Linked DNA regions of Mus musculus: regions 1, 2, 3 and 4 are each linked to region 5. The links are chromatin loops, found by intact Hi-C in ENCODE. Cell type or tissue: gastrocnemius. All regions are shown on one strand. Region 1 has its middle 24 kb from the start of Ankfn1. Region 2 holds the start of Nog (noggin). Region 3 has its middle 44 kb from the start of Gm38759. Region 4 has its middle 65 kb from the start of Gm38759. Region 5 has its middle 21 kb from the start of Gm38759.

Region 1 (4,000 bases), 620 kb after region 5:
GTTTTCTCTGTATTTTGACTAATAAAAGCATGAATTTGTTCAACAAATGATCATTTAGGTTGTAGAATTCTAACCATATTAGAAGGGACACACGGAGCAATGCACCATTGTACTGGTCTAAGGGTTTCCTTACCCAAACAGGCTGCTTAACGGGCTGTCTACATACTGTGATGCCATTCACAGGCCGAAAAACCACAGCGCTGAGAAGACAAATACAATATACATTTAAAATAATATGAACCTTGTGCTCTTATTTACTTAAAAATCACCCTAGATGTGACAATTAAAAAGAAAGCCGCAGATTCAAGTTCTAGCTCAGAAAATAATCTTGCGTTTCATTTCAAGGATTTCAAAACAGCTCCCACACAGTTTTTTTTCAACAATTAAAAAATACACGTAATTGTAGTTTTCTCAAAAATAGGGTGTCTTTAGAGAGTTTCAAACATGCTCTGAGAATGTAGAACTAAATTAGAATGTTGAAAAGACATCACTAATTTTCCCCTGAGTTATTTAATTCATCGCACAGAAAGGTCTAAGTGAATCCAGCATATGGATAGTAATGATGGTGAGGGGAGTGTTTTGGGTGATGAAGCAGGTTGAGAAGAGGGGATGGGTTGAGGGAACCTAATTCAGGGAGGTAGGTGATGGGGAAACATCTCCAAAGGGTGGGGTGTCATAGAAATAAGGAGCCCAGGTGTTTCCACCAAGCATACACGTGGTTCTGGCATCATGGAGAGTCTGGCAGCAATGGAAGGTAGCAAAAATCCCCTAAACTCACAGACCTTCCCCTTGTCCCACAGGATACCGATCACATCTGTATAGAAAGGAAGATCCCTCCTTCTCCCGCGCCCCACCCCACCCAGCATCTAACCTCACAGCTAAGCTATATATATTTATACGTAGTCTATACAAACACAGGCACACATACACAGCTCTAAAAATAGTTGAGACAGACCACTAAGGCAACTTCAGTTTTTATCCCAATACCTGTGACCATGGGACCAATAGTTGTGCTTTAAATAGTCTGCCCTGTTCCCTCGATCCGTCGAGGCTATCCCTTCTCTGCAGCTTCAAGACTTTCCATGTTTTCTCCTGAACAGCTTCCAGGGGGCATCATGGATGCTAGCCCCATAGGTTTTTGTGGTTATATGAGAATATCAGAATACCCAGATTAAGTTAAGTGGCATAAGGCTCTTTACTGCAACACTTCTCCGAACCTTTGCTGCCACTGTGGGGCATATGGCCTATGTGCAAATATTAGCTATGCCTAGCCAGCTTTGGAATGAATATCTAGTTTTACATGGTTTTGCCAGTGATATAAAAATGGACTAAAGATACTGAGTCTGAAGCGCTTCTTGAAGGACCACATGGCCCAAGGACTAATCAAGCATTACATGACTCCCCAATCTGTCAGCATGTAGGTTCTGAAGAAAGGACGGGGCTTCCTCAGTTTGGCTGATGTGTGATTCTCTCCATAATGAGAACATCTTTCCATTGTGAAAACTAGGTCCTGAATTGTGTTCTCTTGTTTGATGGGAAGGCTGCACGAATATAGGTTCAAATCCTGCCCTTCCTCTATGTACTAGATGTCAATGGTTCACCATCCTGCCCCTTTCCCACGTCTACACCATATGGTGAAAACAAATGGTCGAAAAAACACCAGTCATTGCTCATCTCATGAGATAACATCCACTGTAGAGACTCATTCTACACCTACACCCTTGTGCTGTAAGTTAGGCCCAACCTAGCCCCAGTGCTTATTTAAGAAGCAGAAAGAACTCAGAGTAGATGCACAAATAATAGCTCTCTTTGGGACATTTATGACCGATGAGTCAAGACACTGTACAAAGGACTTATTTGTGCACTTAACCTAATTTTGAGACTCCGTTTCTAATCAGTGAAACTTTAAAAAAGAAGTATGGATCCTTCATAAGGAGAGTGAACTCTTTTACCCACCCAGCTTGCATCAGGACCAGTCTTAAAGCTCAGTGCTGTTTCTGCTCTATACATTCTTCAAAATGGTACTATTAATTGGGCTGAGGAGCAAGTGTTAAGAGTGCCCCCTTGTGGTCACCGGGGGACTTGCAGTCCATCTGGGAGAAGGCGGTGTGAAACCTCCCTTAGGCTCTTTGTGAGCAAATTCAGGCTTATTTGTGTCTCTTAGTGTTGTGCCCCCAGGTCGGTCTGTATGTGGCTTTTACATTCCTTAATAAAGTAATAGACATGAAAGAATTCTGTGGCTGATGCCAGCGGCCACAGAGAACACCAAGTCTAAACTCAGCTGAAGGTAAACAGACGGGGCCATCCAAGGAATGTAGCAATAAAATACTGGAACCTAGGACAGAGCTTCCCCTCCCCCTCTATTTTTCTGGGATGGTTGTGCCAGGGTGAGGGGTGGATCTCTTTAAAGACTGCATGCCTCCACTGTGATCTGCTGTCATCTGTCAGAGGGAGCGAGTCAAAGAATCTTTCAAGAAATAGCCTTGCTCCCTTCTCTGAGTATTCAACACCCCCAAATCTCTCAAATCAAATCCAAAGACAATTATATTTTTTCCAGACTTAATTTAATAGCAAAAACACCACTGGAGGACTGAATGTGGTATTTGACTTTTATTTGGTCCACTCTGGGCATCACCAGCAGTTTTATTCTCCAGAGTGTGCCTTTGCAGTGAGTTCCTGGGCCCACAGAGCTGTCCAGGGGCACTGGCTGGCAACCTCACTCCCTATTCGAGATCAGCCCCAGGGCCAGGCCAGAGACAGCACATCAGTAATACTCCTAAGTGCAAATATGACTCAGTATTTCTTCTCTGTGTCTTTGTACTCTTTATTCTTGGGAAGGAAAAACATGACCCTCATCTGTCCCCAGACCACCTTCCCAGCCTTGTCCAGCACTACCACAGTCACATCTCAAGCTGCCTGGATGCCATTTCATTGTGTGCCTTAGCCAATGCATTGGCATATTGTCTGTTCTGCTCCCATTCATAGCGCTGGTGTATATACTATGGATATATATATATATACATACATATATATATATATATATATATATATATATATATATATATATATATATATATATAGTGACAGGCAAATGACCTCTATGTATCTTCCTATGCAAACCTTTGTCAAATGGAGACTATTGCAGGGTCACTTACTTCATCAGGCTACCTTAAAATAAAACGAGCACATGGCTTAGCTGGTATTTGGCACATGAGAAGTACCTGGATAACTTCTAGGTGTCCCTATACCACATTTGCTTCCATGAGACTTCTAGTGTCACCTCTTGTCTCCTCAGTCCCCTTGCTGCCCTGTTCTTTCCCAATCTCTTTGCTCTTTGCCCTGTTGGACTGGAAATAATTCCAGTCAGTTGGTTGCTGGTAGCTCTTGGTTCAGCAAGGCACATTGCTGGCGATACAATGATAAGCCATGGACAGGAGCTTGCTTTGTGTAGTCAAAGAGATCCAAAGGAGGTCAAGGAGATGAAACCTAACCAAACTGCCTGTCTGAAGTAAACGCAGGCAGTGTGTCGTTGGATAGGGTCTCAGTGTGACGTGTCAGTGTGGGATGATCCCCAAAGGCTGTATGGCAAACCTGGTGACAGCACTGGATCCTTCAGACACTGAGGACTGAAGGACCGGGAGAGGGTGGGTATGGACGGCTATATGGAAAAGTGAGGCTACCTGACAAGGGACTTCTTTGCATCTCTCATGCCAACTAGAATGTGAGATCTAGGAAGAAACCATCACAGAGCTTTAGGCATGTGGGGAGGCCTCACGGAGACCAGAAGCAAACAGTAGGAGGCAAAGGCTGGGGCAACCAAGCAGAGTTTTGGTCTGTCAAGAGTGGTCTGGTGAGGACTAACCATTTAGTACTAAGTGGGGGCTGATATTCTAGAACATTCCAGGAGGTATTTTAATCCATTAGTATAATTAAAGGGGACAATTGAGTGCATGTTCTTTTGACTGATAGAAATTCCAGAAAGAAAGTAAAGAGTTTTTTG
Region 2 (4,000 bases), 200 kb after region 5:
CGGGCAGGGGGCCCCCCCGAGTTCTAGCAGGAACACTTACACTCGGAAATGATGGGGTACTGGATGGGAATCCAGCCGCAGCGCTGACCCCCGCGCCGCTGACAGCGCCACCGCAGCACCGTGAGGTGCACAGACTTGGATGGCTTACACACCATGCCCTCGGGCACAGAGCAGGAGCGCTTGCTGAAGCAGCTGCCCACCTTCACGTAGCGTGGCCAAAAGCGGCTGCCTAGGTCATTCCACGCGTACAGCACCGGGCAGAAGGTCTGTGACCACAGCCACATCTGTAACTTCCTCCTCAGCTTCTTGCTCAGGCGCTGTTTCTTGCCTTGGGCCAAGCCCTCGGAGAACTCCAGCCCTTTGATCTCGCTCGGCATGGCCCCCGACGGCCGCTGCCGCAGCAGCTGGTCCAGCTCCGCCAGGTCCTCGGCACCTCCAGCCGGTCCCCCGCCCCCTCCGGGTCGGTCCTCAGGGGGCGAAGTAGCCATAAAGCCCGGGTCGTAGTGGCCCCCGAGCAGCGAGCGCAGCAGCGTCTCGTTCAGATCCTTCTCCTTAGGGTCAAAGATAGGGTCTGGATGTTCGATGAGGTCCACCAGGGGCAGGTTGTCGCTGGGTGCTGGGCGGATGTGTAGATAGTGCTGGCCGCCGGCTGGTGCTGCCCGCAGCCCCAGGACCACCACCAGGGCGTAGAGGGTGACCCCCAGGCTGGGGCAGCGCTCCATGCCTCCCGCGCGCGCCCCGGGGCTGCCTCTTCGTCCCGCGTCCCCGGAGGAGAGCACGCCGAGTCCGCGGCGCTGCCGTGCTCCCCGGTCCCTCCGGAGGTGGCTCACCCGAGGCTGAGCAGGCGCAGGGCAGGCAGCATGAGCCGCGAGGAGAGCCGTTCGCGCAGCGCCGGCTCCCGCCGCGGCGCAGAAGACGCGCACGAGTTGGTCGCAATTCCCCCCCGCCGCTCTACTTGGGAAGGCGGCCGCGGTCGGGCATCCGAGATTACTCCAGCGCGACCGTGGGGCGCTGGGGGCGCCGGCTCCTCGCTGTTCTCCCGGGCTGCCGGCGGCGCAGGGCGCGTGGACGAGCCTTTTCCCTCCTCCTCCTCCGGTCGCTCGGCGTCTTGTTTCTCTGTGCGGAGCCTCCGGTAGAGCGGGTCCTGGGCCACTTCTCTCTGCCTGCTCCGGGCAGCGCAGCCGGCTCTGCCCGGCGGACTCCAGCGGCGGTGGCGGCGGTGGCGGCGGCGGCGTCCGCGCACGTTGGCACCGGTTTGTCTGTCTCGCAGGGTCCAAGCCTTTAAATTTCCTGCACTTTCAGCTCCATCACCATGGAAACCACTGACTCTCTCTCCGCGTTGCCCCCTCCCCCTTCTTCCCCCCAAACAACAACCCCACCCCCAACTCCTCCACCCGCGAGGAGCCGGAGACGCACGGGCTCGGGGGGAAAGCGACTGCACTGGTCGCCGCGGCGGCGGCGGCGGCGGCGGCTCCGGCAGCGCCCAGGACTGTGCCCCGCCGGACCCAGATGCCCCGGGAAGCCGACAGTCAGGCTGCCCGCCGGAGCTCACAGGCGGCGGCGGCGCGGCAGCGGCGGTGGCGGCGGCGGCGGTGGCGCTTGGCAGGTCTCCGCGCAATTTTCTCTCCCCCCCCCAACCCCCGCCCCGGTTCTCCTCCTCCTACAAAATGCACCGCCCCCCTCCTTTCTCCTGGAGCAATGCAATGGGGCTCTAGGCGCCCCGCCAGGGCCAGTCCCGGGGAAAGCTCGTGGCGGCGCTGGAGCCAGGCTGGAGGGTGCAGGGCTGGAGTTGAGGGGTGTGGGGTTGTCGAGGTGGGGCTGGGGGACTCTCACTAGCTGAGTGATTTGTACCGGGAGGGGAGCAGCAGGGAGATGCCGGGGGCCCGGTTTCCAGTGCAGTTCCTAGCAAGAAATTTCTCCATGTGCATGGAGCATTTTCCCGGGTGCGTGTCTTTTTTACACTCTCTCTCTCTCTCTCTCTCTCTCTCTCTCTCTCTCTCTCTCTCTCTCTCTCTCTCTCTCTCTCGGGCTTGGGGTAAGTCCCCTCCCCCCAACACACACACACACACACACACACACACACACACACACACACACACACACACACACACACACCAAGAGCCGCAGCGTTGCGCAGCGTGATGTAATTTCTAGGTAGCACCCCTTCTCTGCCCCTCAGATCCACGAAGCGGGGAGTCGGGGGTCTTCTCACCCTCCTCCTTCGCCTAGTCCTACCGGGTGAGTGGCGGGGAGATAGAGGTACATCCTCCTAGCCTGTGGCTCTCCTAATCTTCGCTGCTTGGTACAACTAGCTCTCACCTCCCTGGGGGCGGCGCGCCCTCTGCTGGCCCTTTGTGATCCCTGCATTTAGTTCTGGCTGGTGTGTGTGTGTGTGTGTGTGTGTGCGCATCTGTGCCATATTTACACACTGACAGGCACTTTATGCTTTTGAATGCTTTCTCATAGATCTCCAGACTTAGTGTAAACAAAGATCCTGAGATTTTCCTCCAAGGTACTTCGATTTCACAAGTACACAGGTTTGCATCATCTGGCTGGGGCAAACAGCCTCAGTGGGCAGAGAGTGGTGACTAGAAAAGGAAATGTATACTAGAAATAAGGTACCCTAGTTCTGGATGCTGTCCACTCTGGCACATCTATGTAGACCTTGGGTAAGTCGCTTGGGTGGCACTCTAAACTTTAGTTTTTGGATTAGTGACCTAAGTTCCCCCCCCCCCCCAACCATCTTATAGTTCTAACAACTGAGTTAGGTCACTAATCCAAATTCAGCCCAGCAAAGGGACACTGCTTATTGAAAAGAAGGAATAAACCCTTTGATGAGAAATGGGAACTGTTTTCCTTTGGAGGAAGAGCTGGGTCAAGACCGAGCTCAGAGTCCTTTATGATGGTGACGTGATCCCATCTGGATAGGGGTGGAGGAGAGATATCTGGAGTGAATGTCCTGGAATTCACCAGGAGTGGGAGTTAGGCATTCCCAGTGTCACAGCCTCAAACACACTAGAAGGTCTAGTGTGTTTGGTCAAACAAAACTAGAAGGTCAAACAAAACTAGAAGGTCTAGTTTTCCTTCTAGTCCCCTAAGGGGGGAAAGCACTGCATTGTATGACTTTTCTGCAAGACCTCAGCCATAGAGAGAGATGCCCAGTTTCAGGTGTGAACACTTCCCACAGCTGTAATGACTAGACAAGTAGAATTAGACTCTCTGGGTTCTGTCTATAACAAGGTCTTGCTTTGGTCACCACTGGAGAAAAAAGTGACCTACTGGGATCAGTGTGGTCCCTGCATATGGGAGGCTGGGGAGAGGGGATTATGAGTTCAAGGCCAGCCTGAGTTGCACAGTGAGTTCTAGGACACCCTCAAGAACAAATAGGAACAATTTAGGAACAATCATTGTTTTTTAAAAATTGGTCTAGGTCTTAGGGTTAGAGAGGTGACTCAGTGGTAAAGGGCACCGACTGTTTCGCAGAGGACCAGGGTTCTTTTCCCAGCATGGTGGCTCACAGCCATCCTTAACTCCAGTTCTAGGACATCTGATGGCCTTTTCTGACCTCTGTGGGCACCAAGCATGCAAGTGTTACACAGACTTGTATGCAGGCAAAAGCCTCACACATAAAATAAAATCAATAAATCTAATTTTAAAAATTAAAAAAGTAGTCTGGTTTGCACATAATCTGAGACGGTCTCCCAGACTTTGCTTTTTGATATGTTTTATGGTGGTTTGGCATTCGTTTGCTGTCTCATGAAGATTAAATGTTCCAGAGCAATTTTGTCACTGCTGAGAATCAACTAAGAGAAAAAAATTTTTTTCCTGGTAAAGACTTGAGGAGATAAACTCCAGCCCAGCTCTCCCGAGACAGGGTTAAGTTCTAGCTATTGCTCACTTACTGTGCGATGTTTTTTCTTTCGTTTTTCCTTCAAATCACCTGTGGGTTTTTCTTTTAATTGTCAAATTTATTACTATTTTAAATTTATTACTATTTTAT
Region 3 (4,000 bases), 65 kb after region 5:
GTTCCTGGTGGCTCAGTGTTCTTGGCCACCTGCAGGCTTTGGCTTTGTCCCCACAGATCATCACCTCCATCCTGCACATCCTTTTGGTCTCAGCTTAAATGTCATTACTCCAATCTAATTCCATTGCTTCCTCTTAGCCATTCTAGGCTCCCTATTAACACTACCCATATCTCCCCCAAACTGCTCACCATCAGGGACTACGTGACCCTTCCTCTGCTGGCTGTAAGCCCTGTAAGACAAGGATCAAGACTTTGGGAGCTCACAGTTGTAGTTCCAGACTCGGCACCTAGTAGATGCTTAAGAAACAGTGCTTGTTGCATGATATCAACGGTTAACGAGTTCTCATGTGTGCCTGGCAGTGTGCCAAGTCTTTGACTGTGCTATCACATTTTCTTTAATCCTTACTATAGTCCCCATCTATGAGGAAGAGGACCTAAGTGTTTTAAGTAAGCGGTACAAACACATCCGACTAGGAAGTTGTAAACTTGGATATGAATTCCAGTCCCAAGTTTTAAAAATTAATTTATTTTTTTTATTGCCTTGTTCTGCTGGAGTGGATGTGCACAGTAGGTGTGCAGGAAATGGAGCTTCCGGGGATGGGGGTGGAGGCACAGGTAGTTGCCTCTCTCATTTCTTGAAGTGTATGAGAGGAGATCCGGGGAGTCTCTGGCTTGCTCCCCTCTTCCTGAGCTCCTCCACGTGGCGGGGTGGGGGTGGGGGGGTGGCGAGGCAAGAGCTTAAGATAGAGGCCGTCAATGAGAAGGCTCTGTGGAGGGAGGGAAGAGTCCCTACCTAGAGGGCTGGAGCAGAGGGTGTCATCAGGGCTGTAGTGAGTGAATGGGGGAGGGGCTTGCTGGGCACGTTCTGAGTGAAGGGCTGCAGACCAGTGGCTCACAACCTTCCTAATGCTGCAACCCTTTAGTGTGGTGACCCCCACCCTACCCCAAACAACATTATTTCATTGCTACTGCACCACTATCGTTTTGCTACTGTGATGAATTGTAATGTAAAGATCTGATAAGCAGGATATCTGATATCAGACCCCCAAAGGGGTCGAGACCTACAGGTTCTGTAGTAGACTCTATAGGAGAGCTTTATCTCTGGGACCCTTGGGGGAAGGGGGCAGAGGAGGACAAGCAAGTTTCCAATATGGCGTTGAATGAAAGGAAGTGCATGTCTGGAATCTGCAAGCCAGGGAGGCAGTTTAGAAGAGGCCATGGGCCGGTGTGGAGGAACTTGGATGAACCCTGCCTTGTTTCTTCTCAGCCTCTTTCCGTTCAGTCTGTCCCTAATGTCTTCTGCAGTCCTGAGCACAGGCTGTGCCCCTTCCGTACTATTCTTTGCCCAGGCTGACCACAGCCTCTCTGAGGCCAGTTGAGAGTGAGAACCCTTCATTCTTGGTTTTGCAGGTCCTTGTGCTGTGCCTGGGATGCAGTAGGGTTTCACACACTTATTGAAATGGTCAAATCATTCCAACTCCCCCAGATCTCATTGTCTATGTCCCCCTCTGTGTTACTGTCCTAAAGAGTATTAAACTCAACAGGACACTTGATCCATGAAGTATGTATTTATTTTTATCATTCTCTGGTTGAGACGAAACCTCCTTGGCGCTGGGGACCACATTAAATCTTTGTATCTCAAATACTGAGTGTCGCTGTAGACTGTGTGCAAGGGTGAATGATCTCTCTCCTTTGCCGTTCTTAAGGAACCGTAGCTCTGATAGGTACTTTCTAGACTGAACTGGCTTTGGAATCATGTCTCCTGAAGGTGAGAAGCAGGAATATCATGTGGTTCACAGGATGGGTGATTGGATGTCTTCCCAGGGCACATGGGGCGTGCTTCAGGTGTATTGAGACCAGGTGCCTGTTGGGATCAAATATAATTTTAAAAAATGGTCTTGAGCATCTACCAAATGTCTTTCATCGGGCCTATATTTTTCTTATTCTTTATATCTACAAATAAAGTATCATTTTTGTTATACAGATTAAAAAGCAAGCTAGGGGAAGAGTATTGTCTTTTCTAAGATAGATGGAACTACTCTCCATCTTCCGAGACAATACCAGCTGTTATTTCTTCAGAGATGAATACATAGGTCAGCTAATGTTCCCTGCTTAGCTTTGGAGCATCTTTTAACTGACTCTGGGGAAACAGTCTTCTTGTGACATGAGCATTATGTCCAGGCTGAGAAAAGTGTGGTCTTGAGCGAAATATGCCAGAGCTCATGCTGACCACCAGGTGGCGCTGTTGGCCCGACATTTAGTCTTGCCAAAGCTTGGCTGTTTTAAAGGGTAGCTTTGGGATGGCTCATGCAAAACCTTACTGCGGTTTGCAATTTACCAGCGCCTGACAGTTGTCGTCTGCTTAAACTGTGTGTCCTGTAACTCACCCCCATTTGAGTCCTGAACCTCCCAAAGAAGCTGTCATCTCTATTCCACAGAGGCCAGGAGTTTAAGTAACTGGAACTAAGTTCTCAGAATGGCTTGGCACTCAAAGGGAGCAAGGCCCGATCTGTAAGCCTCCCTTTTGTCCTTTCTTTCCTTCACATTCTGATGTATCCCGGGCTAGCCCTAAAGTTGCTATGTAGCCAAGGATGACCTTGATCTCCTAATCCCCCAGCTCCTACCTCCCAGCTGCTCAGACTACATCCCATTCTGCCGCCACCACCCCCAACTCACGTGGTGCTGGGAACCAAACCCAGGGCTTTATGCCTTTCCCCGAAAGCCCTCTGCCAACTGAGATGAATCTCCAGCCTTTCATTTCCCTTTTGATTTCCTCAGTCTCTTCATGATGACACATGCTGGCCTATGGCGGCAGTGGTAATTCTGACAGTGAAAATCAGCTGAAGGCTGTCTAGGGGCAAAGGGGCACACAGGAGAGAGGTAGTTATCTCGCCCTTTTTAACCTGTGTTTCTGGGTATGTATGTGCACATACATGTAGAAATTTATGTGCTGCCTTACAGTATGTGGAGGCCAGAGGGAGCCGGTTCTCTCACACATGATTTCTGAGGGTCCATTCGGTCATCAGTCTTGGCTGCAAGCACCCGTACTTGTTGCGACCTCTCGATAGCCTGTAGATACCAGAGTATGAACTGATTACTCACTATCAAAGTGGCTGTTCAGCGGATCTCTTGGGAGATCAGGATAGTGGTCCTGAGAAGTCCCACTGGCTATTACAAGATGAGCAAGCAATAGTGAACAAGCTGTCTTGGATCCTCCAAAAGCCAGGGTGGAAGGAGTAGTTGATTTTGTAGGCAAGGAGGTGACACAGGGCAGCATGGTTCAGTGTGTAGCCTCTGGAGTAGGCCTGGCACATTGGTACATTAGAACACTGGCACATTGGCACATTGGTACATTGGCTCAAGACATCCCGTTCTGCTGTGCCCACTGAGGGTGCCTGCCTGGAGCCCACAGGAGCCCCAAGTGGAGAAAGCTTGATAAAAGTCATACTTGAGCCAAATGGCTTTGAGCATTCCCTAGGGTCTTCCTTGAAGAGACCTTAGGCTTCTGGGATGTGTCTGCTTGCTCAGCATCCTGCACACTTCCCACCTCTGGGGGCTCCTCACTTCTTACCTTCCCATGAGGCTTGATCCAAACTGATAAGGCCGAATTCGTTTCTGCCCCATGGCCCTTGCCCTTTATGCTCGGCCCTGATATCTCAGTTCAGATCATTGGGCTGCCATCTGGGGACTCCTTACAGGTCTGATGCTCTTGCTAGAACCATCATGAAAATACTCTCCCTCAACAACCAGTGATCAGACAGAAAGCATCTCCATGGAGTCCAGCGGCAGACCCCAAGTCTCTGTCAAGTGGATGGTTGGGTTCTCTAGGCCTTTAGACAAAAACAAGCACCAACTCCTAGTTGGGGCATTCCTGGGATTCATCCCCTGTTAAGTATAGGTCTGGGCTCTTATGTTCAAAATGCCAGGCCTTCTGTGGCCTCCTCTGGCTTGAGGATAAGGCTTTTGGGAAGCTGAGTGAAGAGCTGACATTTTCCCCCCAT
Region 4 (4,000 bases), 86 kb after region 5:
TCATTTTAGTGGTAGATGCACTCCACGGCCATCAGGTCAAAGCAGGCCACTTGCTCCCTGTGTGAGTCACTTTCCTCATCACAGCAACAACATAGTGGTCAGAGGGATCCCTTGAAGGTAGGGAGGCTGATTTTGGCTCACAGTTTTTTAGGGTACAGTCTATTCTGCTGGAGAAGTCATGGTGGCTAGAGAGGTTCATCTTGGTGGATCAGAAAGGCAGAGCCAGCCGAAAGCAGAGCCAGGCTGTATCCTTAAGGTTCCCACTCCTCGTGGTCAACATCTGCTAGCCAAGTCCCATGCCCCGAAGTTCTACAACCTTCCCGGACAGCATAGTCACCTGGAGAGAAGTCCTCAAACACAGGAGCTTAGGGGGGTCATTAGAATCTTGAATCGCGGAGGAGATTCCATCTAGGTCTTCCAGAGTGACACAAAATAAGAGAATGAGACAGGGACACCACCTGTACCCACCTTTCCAGGATGTGTATGGGGGGGGTGAGATTCCTTGGGAGAATAAAGAGTGGACCTATTAGAAGTCTCATGGCCTTTAGTGGCTATAGGAGAGTTAGTCCTTCCTGCTAACAAGTGGAGTGTGATGTGACAATCTGAGGACTCTGAGAAACCTCTTCTCTCCCCCTCTCCCCTTCCTCTTCCCATCTTAACTAACTTCCTTTCCTCTTTAACTCTAGTGGGTTGGTCTGAAGCTGCTTGTATACAAAGGCTCAGTTCTGTACCCCAAGATTCGGTGGCTTCAAGATGAGCAGATTCTCGCATATACAAGCTTTTGTTGTATAAACCTTGCCCCACAAGTTACCCATGATTGGTCAATAAAGACGCCTACAGCCTGTAGTTGGGCAGAAAAGGGGTAGGCAGGGCTTAGGTTCCTGGGCTTGGGGACTGAGGCAGGAACCATGAGTAGGGAGAAGAGGGAGGAGAAGACAGAATTGCCATGAGATAGATAGAATGTGAGCGCATAGCCACGAAGGCCAGCCTGTTGCAGTAGGAATGGCCCAGATGGAATATGACAAGTGATATACTGGGGTTGATGACAGGAAAGTAGACAGAATAGCAGCTCTGGTGTGTTAAGGTTATTATAAACATAAAGGTTTGTGTCTTCAATTTGGAAACCAAGCAACCTAAGGTGGGATAGGAACCCCCAAATAATATTTACCACAACATGTAACTTTCTTCACTTTTCCCTCCCTTTCCTTCCCTCCCCTTCATTCTTTATGTCCTCCAAACAAAGAAAATAATTGAATTCACGGACTACCTTTTATTTTTAGTTTAAAACAAAATAGGTCTATCAACGTCCCATGAGGGGACAAAAATGAGTTAAAGAGACGGATTGACCTACTTAAATGGAGGGTGCTAACGAGGGAAATGATATTAATTTCAGGACAAAAATCTTTCTCCTGACATTTCTGAGAAGTAGTACACTTGCGTTGCCTCTGAGTATTCCTGGGAAAGTCACACCATACTCCTGGGAAAGCCAAGCCGTAGTTGGTAGGCCATGTGTGGACTATGGGATGGGTGGCTCAGCATGGACTTGCTTTTTTTTGGGGGGGGGGTTGTAGAATTTATTCAGTGACTTGGTCCCTGGGAGCACCCACCCAAGCCAGCTGTTTGAAAAGTGAGAAGCCAGCTAGGGCCTGCTGGCTGCCTCAGTCTCTCTTCTCCCCAAGTGAGCAGGTTCTGACTTTAAAAGAACCCCCCCCCCCCCGCACCTTCCTGGCTGCCCACTGATTGCCCTGGGTCTGTGACAATGATAGTGGCCAGCTGCCAAGGGCCCAGGCTCCAGCCCAGGCAATTCCTTTGCTCCCACCTGCTACTTGAGTCTGCACTCTGGCTCTGTGCCCAGTGATTCTCTAGCACGGAGACATGAGATGCGGGTTTCAGAGTCAGGCAGAGCCCGTCTATGCCAGCATCTCAGAGGTTAGCCCTACAACCTGAGGCAAGCCAGAGAACCTTCCTAGGGTCTGTGTCTGTGAGAAGGAAGGGAACATGACGTACACTTCCCAGAGCTGTTGAGCGATAGGACTCTGATCACAGAGTGACTTATAAGAGAGCACTCACTAAATGGCAAGTGCTTCTCTTTGTGGTGAGAGATTTGGGTTCCGTGTCTGGGGTGACTTTATATCAGTGTGTGTCCTGTACGTGTGTGTGTGTGTGTGTGTGTGTGTGTGTGTGTGTGTGTGTATGTATGTGTGTGTGTGCACATAGGAGCATGCAGGTGTCTGTGCCTATGTGTGCACATGCAGAGGCCAGAGCAGGATTTTGGGTATGTTCCTTTTACTGCCTTGAGATAGACTCTCTCACTGAACCTGAAGCTCACTCTCTCTCAGCTGGACACTCTCAGTGTGGGAAATCTATCTGCCTCTGCATCCTCTAGTGCACCGGTTCCAGGCACATAGAACTATGCCCGGCGTTTTAACTGCGTGCTGGGATTTCAAACTCAGGTCGTCATGTTTGTGGAGCAAGATTTCTTATACACTGAATCATCTCTCCAGGCCCTCTATGCCTTTTCAAAGCTGCAACCTCCTCTCCACATCTTCTTGGGGCAGAAATACATTCCCTGCTGGTAGATGAGACGACTGGAGATAGAAGAAGACATGAGGAACCACCAACCATACCAGCCAGGAAGCAGCAAAGGCTGGCTTCGAACCCAGTGCACCCCGGGTTTTGAATCCCAGTTCCGGAAAGCCACTGGGGCGGCCTCTTTGATCTCCCAAAGCTGCTGTCCAACAGTGTGCCAAGGGGAGGGCGGAGAAGCTGCTCTCCAGGCCAGCCCCTCCTCACCCGCCGCCCAGGGCCGGCTGGCGGCCAGCGGGAGGCATTCCAGAGGCTGCCTGCCTGTGCTCACGCCTGAGGAATGTCTTGCGAAGTCGCGCCTAAGCCCTCTGTGTCTGACTCATCATCTCTCCGTCTCCAGGAGTGTCAGAGAAGAGCTCCCTTAATCCCTCCTGTCCTCGGTCCCAGGCTTTCATTTGTCAAACTAAAAATATTCCCTCCAGGAACCTCCTTTAGCCAGGGGCTGAAGGAGGTACAAGGGGGATGACATTTTCAGCGTCACTTCCTGACAGCGCCTCCCTATTGTTCCCTGGGCCAGGGGCAGCCAGCGGCAGCGAGGGGCCTCTGTCATTTTTGGGCCATAGCCAGCAGTCCAACTTTTTCTTCTGTAAGCACCTTCCTTTTTCCATGCGGGGAGGGAAGCTGAGATGGCCCGTCAGCCTGACAGGCAGCCTTGCCCCTGGTCCCTTGGGGCTGCCTCGTGATTCATGCCAGGTGAGGACTCTAGAAATGCCAAGTTCATTTCCTTTGCCGCCCGAGGGGAGGGTGGGCTGGCACGGTTCGTACTTGTCTGCGAGGCTGGTTTAACTACTGATGAAGAGGTGGGGAGTTTGAAGGTAAAGGAGAAAATGAGGAAATCCAGTGTGCTGGTGTCTTAGTTGAGACAGATAGTCATGGGCTCCCTGCGTGGGAAGGTAGCGACGGAGGGTAGCTGATGAGGCTTGCCTCTCTTTCCTTTCCTCACCTTGTTACTCCTGGCACAGCCACACTCCTCACGCTCCACACATTAACCTGGTCAGAAATCTTGGCTCAAAGGGATAAAGCGACCTCCTTGGGACACTGTGGGTTCTCCTTGGCTGGTACTTGCTCACTGGTCAAATGGTGCAGCAGCTCAGATTTGCAGGTCCTGATTCCATCAACAGAAGCCGTGTGAGCCCCAGTGAGGTTCCTCACCTCTGAGCCTCATCACAGCCTTCTTCACCTGTGGACAGCGCCTGTTCCCCCAGGCTTTCATGAAGACGTAAACTGAATTATATGCTGCTCACCACTTAATGAGGACCGAGTCTAAACTGTTCCAATCACTATCCTCCCGTAAGACTCAACAACAGAACCTGCTACACCCTTGCAATCAGGAGCCCTGGCTATAAGTTCATTAGCCTTTACTACTATGTGGCTTGAGGCAAATCCCCTAACATGGGCGGGTCACATGCGCTTA
Region 5 (4,000 bases):
GATGCAACCGTGGGTAACTGGAAGGCTATTTTAGGTTGGCTGCACAGGGAAGGCTTTTCGGAGGAGGTGACACTTGAGCTGACACCGGAATGACAGGAAGGAGCCAACCTCGTGAAGATCCATGTACAGGAAGGGCACTCTCGGCTGAGGGAACGGCTCGGGTAAAGGTCTGCAGACAGGAACAGGCCTTACAGAACAGCTAGAGGGTGTGTGTGTGTGGGGGAGCAGGTAGCTGCGTTCCCACCCTGTGAGGGGCCTGACTGACAGTCACAGAAAGGGTAGACAGCTTGCTTGGCTCAGGGTGTGCAGGCTCTCTGCTCATTACCCAGGAACCTTGAGGCACTGACTGAGGCCATTTGTTAGAGACTTGCATTTTTTTCAAGGAAAAAAAAAAAACCCAAGGCTGGTGGGATTCTGAGTTGTCTCAGTGGGCCGAGGGGCTTTGCGGCAAGGCTTACGGCCCGAGTTCAATCCCTGGCACCCACATGGTGGAAGGAAAGGACAGACACCTGCAAGTTGTCTTTTGACCTCCAGATGTGGGTTACAGCACACGTATACCTTCCCCTACTCCACAGAGACATACAGTACATGGTGAAAACATTAAAAAAAAAAAAAAAAACCCGAGTGGTTCTATTTACTTCTGTGTAGTAAGACTTCTATGAAATGAAAAATGAAGGAGAATGGATCCTGGTTTCAGATGTGCCTCAGGGCAGTGTGTGGGCTGAGCTGAGGTTTCCCTCACCTCCTTCGTACTAGCTCCAAGATGAAAGAGAGTGAGGGTGTGCTCGACCCTCCCCCCCCCCCCGCAACTCCCCAGAGTATGAGGTCTGTTTCCCCCTCAGCATTATGGTTCCCGGAGCTCTGAGCCGCCCCCCTTGCTCCTCCATTTTGCTAGAACCTTCTCTTCAAACTTTGTCTAGCTCAGGTTTGATTGAACGCCCTGCATTGCCAGGCCTGAGGCTCTGAAAATGAGTGATGTTCTGTGAAGCCAAGGACCCACTATGCTGCCTACTGCACATCACTTCTTTCTATGGCTTCATCCTGCATTGTTCTGGTCCTTACTCCTTGGGCTTAAAGGGGACACACGGAGAAGAGCTTGGGAATCTAGAGCCCTGCCACACCCTGCCACGATCTCTTCTTTGTTGGTATCTACCCACAAACCATAGAGGCAAGTGCAGTGGCTGAGAGATAGGCTACCTGGGTTTACTGCTGGACACATCCTCCCTTAATTATTAAGCCTTTCTAGGTCTCAGTTTGCTCATCTGTGAAATGGTGGTATAGTTCTAACTCCGTATAGATGGCACATGGATAATTTAAAAAGTGTGTGTATATGTGTGTGTATGTATACCTGTGGTTCCCCACCACCCTCCCACTAATGCTGGGTTTACAGGCGCACCTGGATCCTTTTTTTTTTTAAATTATCTTTTTCATGTATACATGTGTGTGTACATGGGTGTTTGCATGTGTGGAAGCCTGAGAAACGTCCTTAGAGACTCTCCACTATATTAATGGAGGCAGGATTTCTCACTTGAACTCAGAGCTCACCCACAGGCTAGCCAGCTCCCTCTGGAGGTCACCGGTAACAGGGGGTGGGGTGGGGTACCCACCTGGCGTTTCCGTGGGTTCTACCTTATCAAAACTCAATGTTTGGACGGCCAGTGCTTTAATCACTTCAGCACTCTTTCTGGTTTTCACATGGGTGCTAAGAGATTGGAACTCAGATCCTCATACCTGAGCAGGAAGTGCTCTTATTCACTGAACCATCTCCCCAGCCCCGGGTTATATGGGGGTGGGGTGGGGTGAGGGTGGGGGGGGACGACACACATTTATCTTTTCTTTTCTTTTCTTTTCTTTTCTTTTCTTTTCTTTTCTTTTCTTTTCTTTTCTTTTCTTTTCTTTTCTTTTCTTTTCTTTTCTTTTCTTTTCTTTTCTTTTCTTTTCTTTTCTTTTCTTTTCTTTTCTTTTCTTTTCTTTTCTTTTCTTGGTCTTTTTGAGACAGGGTTGCTCTGTATAGCCCTGGCTGTCCTGGCACTCACTTTGTAGACCAGGCTGGCCTCGAACTCAGAAATCCACCTGCCTCTGCCTCCCAAGTGCTGGGATTAAAGGCATGCGCCACCACGCCCGACTCACACTTACCTTTCTTATGAACTCCCCCAGAATTTAGAAACCTGCTGAGCCTAGGAGCCACTCCTAAGGTACCTAGGAAATTGTTCTCTGGAATGGTCTAAAGGAGGGAAAATTGCTTCTATTGTTCAGAAGGAAAAAGGGAAAAGGAGTGTGTGAGTGCACGTGTGCATAAGTATGCTGGGTCAGGTGGTGGAGACACAGCACGGGCCACACCCACTCAAGGCGCACTCGGGGATTGCCTGTGACAAGGGCTAGTTTACTGAGCAAGGGTGGGCCCAGGACTGTAAGGGCTCGGCTGGCCACTAGGGGTCAGTGTGTCTCCGCTGCAGGCGCCAGCGGGCGGCTCACCTGATTGTTGCAGACTCCTGCTGACAGTTCCCCCTCTTGCTTTGTATTTGGACAAAACAAAACAAACAAACAAAACAAAAAATCACCACCACTGCAGCAGCAGCAGCAGCAGCAGCAGCAACAACAACAACAACAGAAAAAATTTCTCTGTTGCAAGGAAGAGAGTCTAAATAGCCTAAATAACACACTTTCTCTTTGAAGGAAAATGCAGAAGGTGGTTAAACTGGCTGTCTTTAGCGTGCCTGGGCGGAGGGAGCATAGCTCCAATTGTGGTTTCTGGCCTGGTTATCTTGGTGCCTCTGAGGATGACACGGGGGAAGGGGGTGTCTGTTGAATTCTTCCTTTTCTATTTTCTGCCTCAGCGAGGAGGAGGGTGTTAATACCGCTTGGCAGTTACATGAAACCGAGGCGGATGGTGACGGGGTGTGTTAACAAACAAGGGCAGGAAATAGTGTCATATTTTCTGGAGAGCGAACCGCTCCCAGGAGACAGACTACAGGATTCCACCCGAGGAGACTCTTGGAAGGGGCGGCGGGGCGGATAAGAAGTCCTGCCTCGAGCGAGCTTCCCTCGCCTTTCACTTTCTGGTATCTCCGTACAGTGACACATTCGGTTTTATCCCCAGTCTGGCTAACTAGACAAATCACTGGGCATAAAAAGAAAACTATCCACTTTGATCTGGTTTCGTTTTGGCAATTAGTTATCCCTTTGTCAAGAATGGCCTCTGGAAATAAGACTTCAGGGCCGGAGCTTGGAACATACGCAGAATCTGGGCTGTGTTGATTTTTATCCTCGAGTCCAACCGCTGGCTGGCCAGGTGGGACAGGGATAAGCCGTCTCCTTGCCTCGGCTTCTTTGTCATCCTCCATCACATCTTTTCTAGTTCTTTAAGAATTCCACCTGCCTGCCATTGGGTTAATGATGAACTTTCTCTGAACTTGAATCACATACAGTGAGCACCCGAAGACTGGCTAGGCTGCCCCATTCTCTTTTTTTTAAAGATTTACTTATTTTTATTTATATGACTACACTGTAGCTGTCTTCAGACACACACCAGAAGAATGCATTGGGCCCCATTACAAATGGCTGTGAGCCACCATGTGGTTGCTTGGGAATTGAACTCAGGACCTCTGGAAGAGCAGTCAGTGCCCTTTAACCACTGAGCCATCTCTCCAGCCCTGCCACATTCTTCTTTGTATCTCAGGTACGATGCCTGATACATTTTCATCGGCAGTAGGGAATAACAACAACCACAACAATAATGATAATAGAAATATAGATGAAAAGATTAAAGAACAATAGCCTTAATTCCTCTACTGCAACTATTGGCCAATGCATACCGAGTGAATTCCACATCAACTGGACTCTCTCTGCTTTCTCTTATTTCACACGGATACCAGGAGATCCGGCCAAGGATTCCATCTTCCCATCATGATCACTTTATAGACTGGCGGGTGGAGCCTGGGTGTGTGTTGGGGTAACTAGTAGACCTCCAGTTCTAGAATCTGGCAAGCACCAGGCAGGG

The links. A loop is a pair of places that touch in the nucleus more often than their neighbours do. Peaks named below come from ENCODE experiments on the same cell type or tissue, not always from the same donor. Only the 100,000 strongest peaks of a DNase experiment are listed, where the experiment ranks them.
Region 1: it touches region 5 in a loop (6-fold over the local background); 13 of 42 quality-filtered maps call a loop at or near these places.
Region 2: it touches region 5 in a loop (7-fold over the local background); 36 of 42 quality-filtered maps call a loop at or near these places.
Region 3: a loop joins it to region 5, with 5 times the contacts of the local background. A loop is called at or near these places in 14 of 42 quality-filtered maps.
Region 4: a loop joins it to region 5, with 5 times the contacts of the local background. A loop is called at or near these places in 2 of 42 quality-filtered maps.

Annotation. Positions count from the first base shown.
Region 1 is chr11:89,718,976-89,722,975 of GRCm38, forward strand. It overlaps a transcript of Ankfn1 not described here. Among named protein-coding and RNA genes, the nearest start is that of Ankfn1, 24 kb to the left of the region's middle. In gastrocnemius, a CTCF peak has its summit at 2,080 (motif pointing left); a DNase peak (open chromatin) is centred at 2,078.
Region 2 is chr11:89,301,299-89,305,298 of GRCm38, forward strand. It overlaps Nog (noggin), which reads right to left and starts at 1,261. Exons shown (of 1, transcript NM_008711.2): 1 at 1-1,261. The coding sequence starts at 722. The coding sequence ends at 24. In gastrocnemius, a CTCF peak has its summit at 2,344 (motif pointing left); DNase peaks (open chromatin) are centred at 143, 444, 787, 1,225 and 2 more places; H3K4me3 peaks cover 2,353 bases; H3K27ac peaks cover 1,642 bases.
Region 3 is chr11:89,163,221-89,167,220 of GRCm38, forward strand. No RefSeq gene overlaps it. Among named protein-coding and RNA genes, the nearest start is that of Gm38759, 44 kb to the left of the region's middle. In gastrocnemius, a CTCF peak has its summit at 2,230 (motif pointing right); DNase peaks (open chromatin) are centred at 370 and 2,254.
Region 4 is chr11:89,184,222-89,188,221 of GRCm38, forward strand. No RefSeq gene overlaps it. Among named protein-coding and RNA genes, the nearest start is that of Gm38759, 65 kb to the left of the region's middle. In gastrocnemius, no CTCF peak of the experiment used is centred here; DNase peaks (open chromatin) are centred at 1,812, 2,800 and 3,243; H3K4me3 peaks cover 1,414 bases; H3K27ac peaks cover 1,672 bases.
Region 5 is chr11:89,098,252-89,102,251 of GRCm38, forward strand. No RefSeq gene overlaps it. Among named protein-coding and RNA genes, the nearest start is that of Gm38759, 21 kb to the right of the region's middle. In gastrocnemius, a CTCF peak has its summit at 2,433 (motif pointing right); DNase peaks (open chromatin) are centred at 2,429 and 2,908; H3K4me3 peaks cover 1,107 bases; H3K27ac peaks cover 2,591 bases.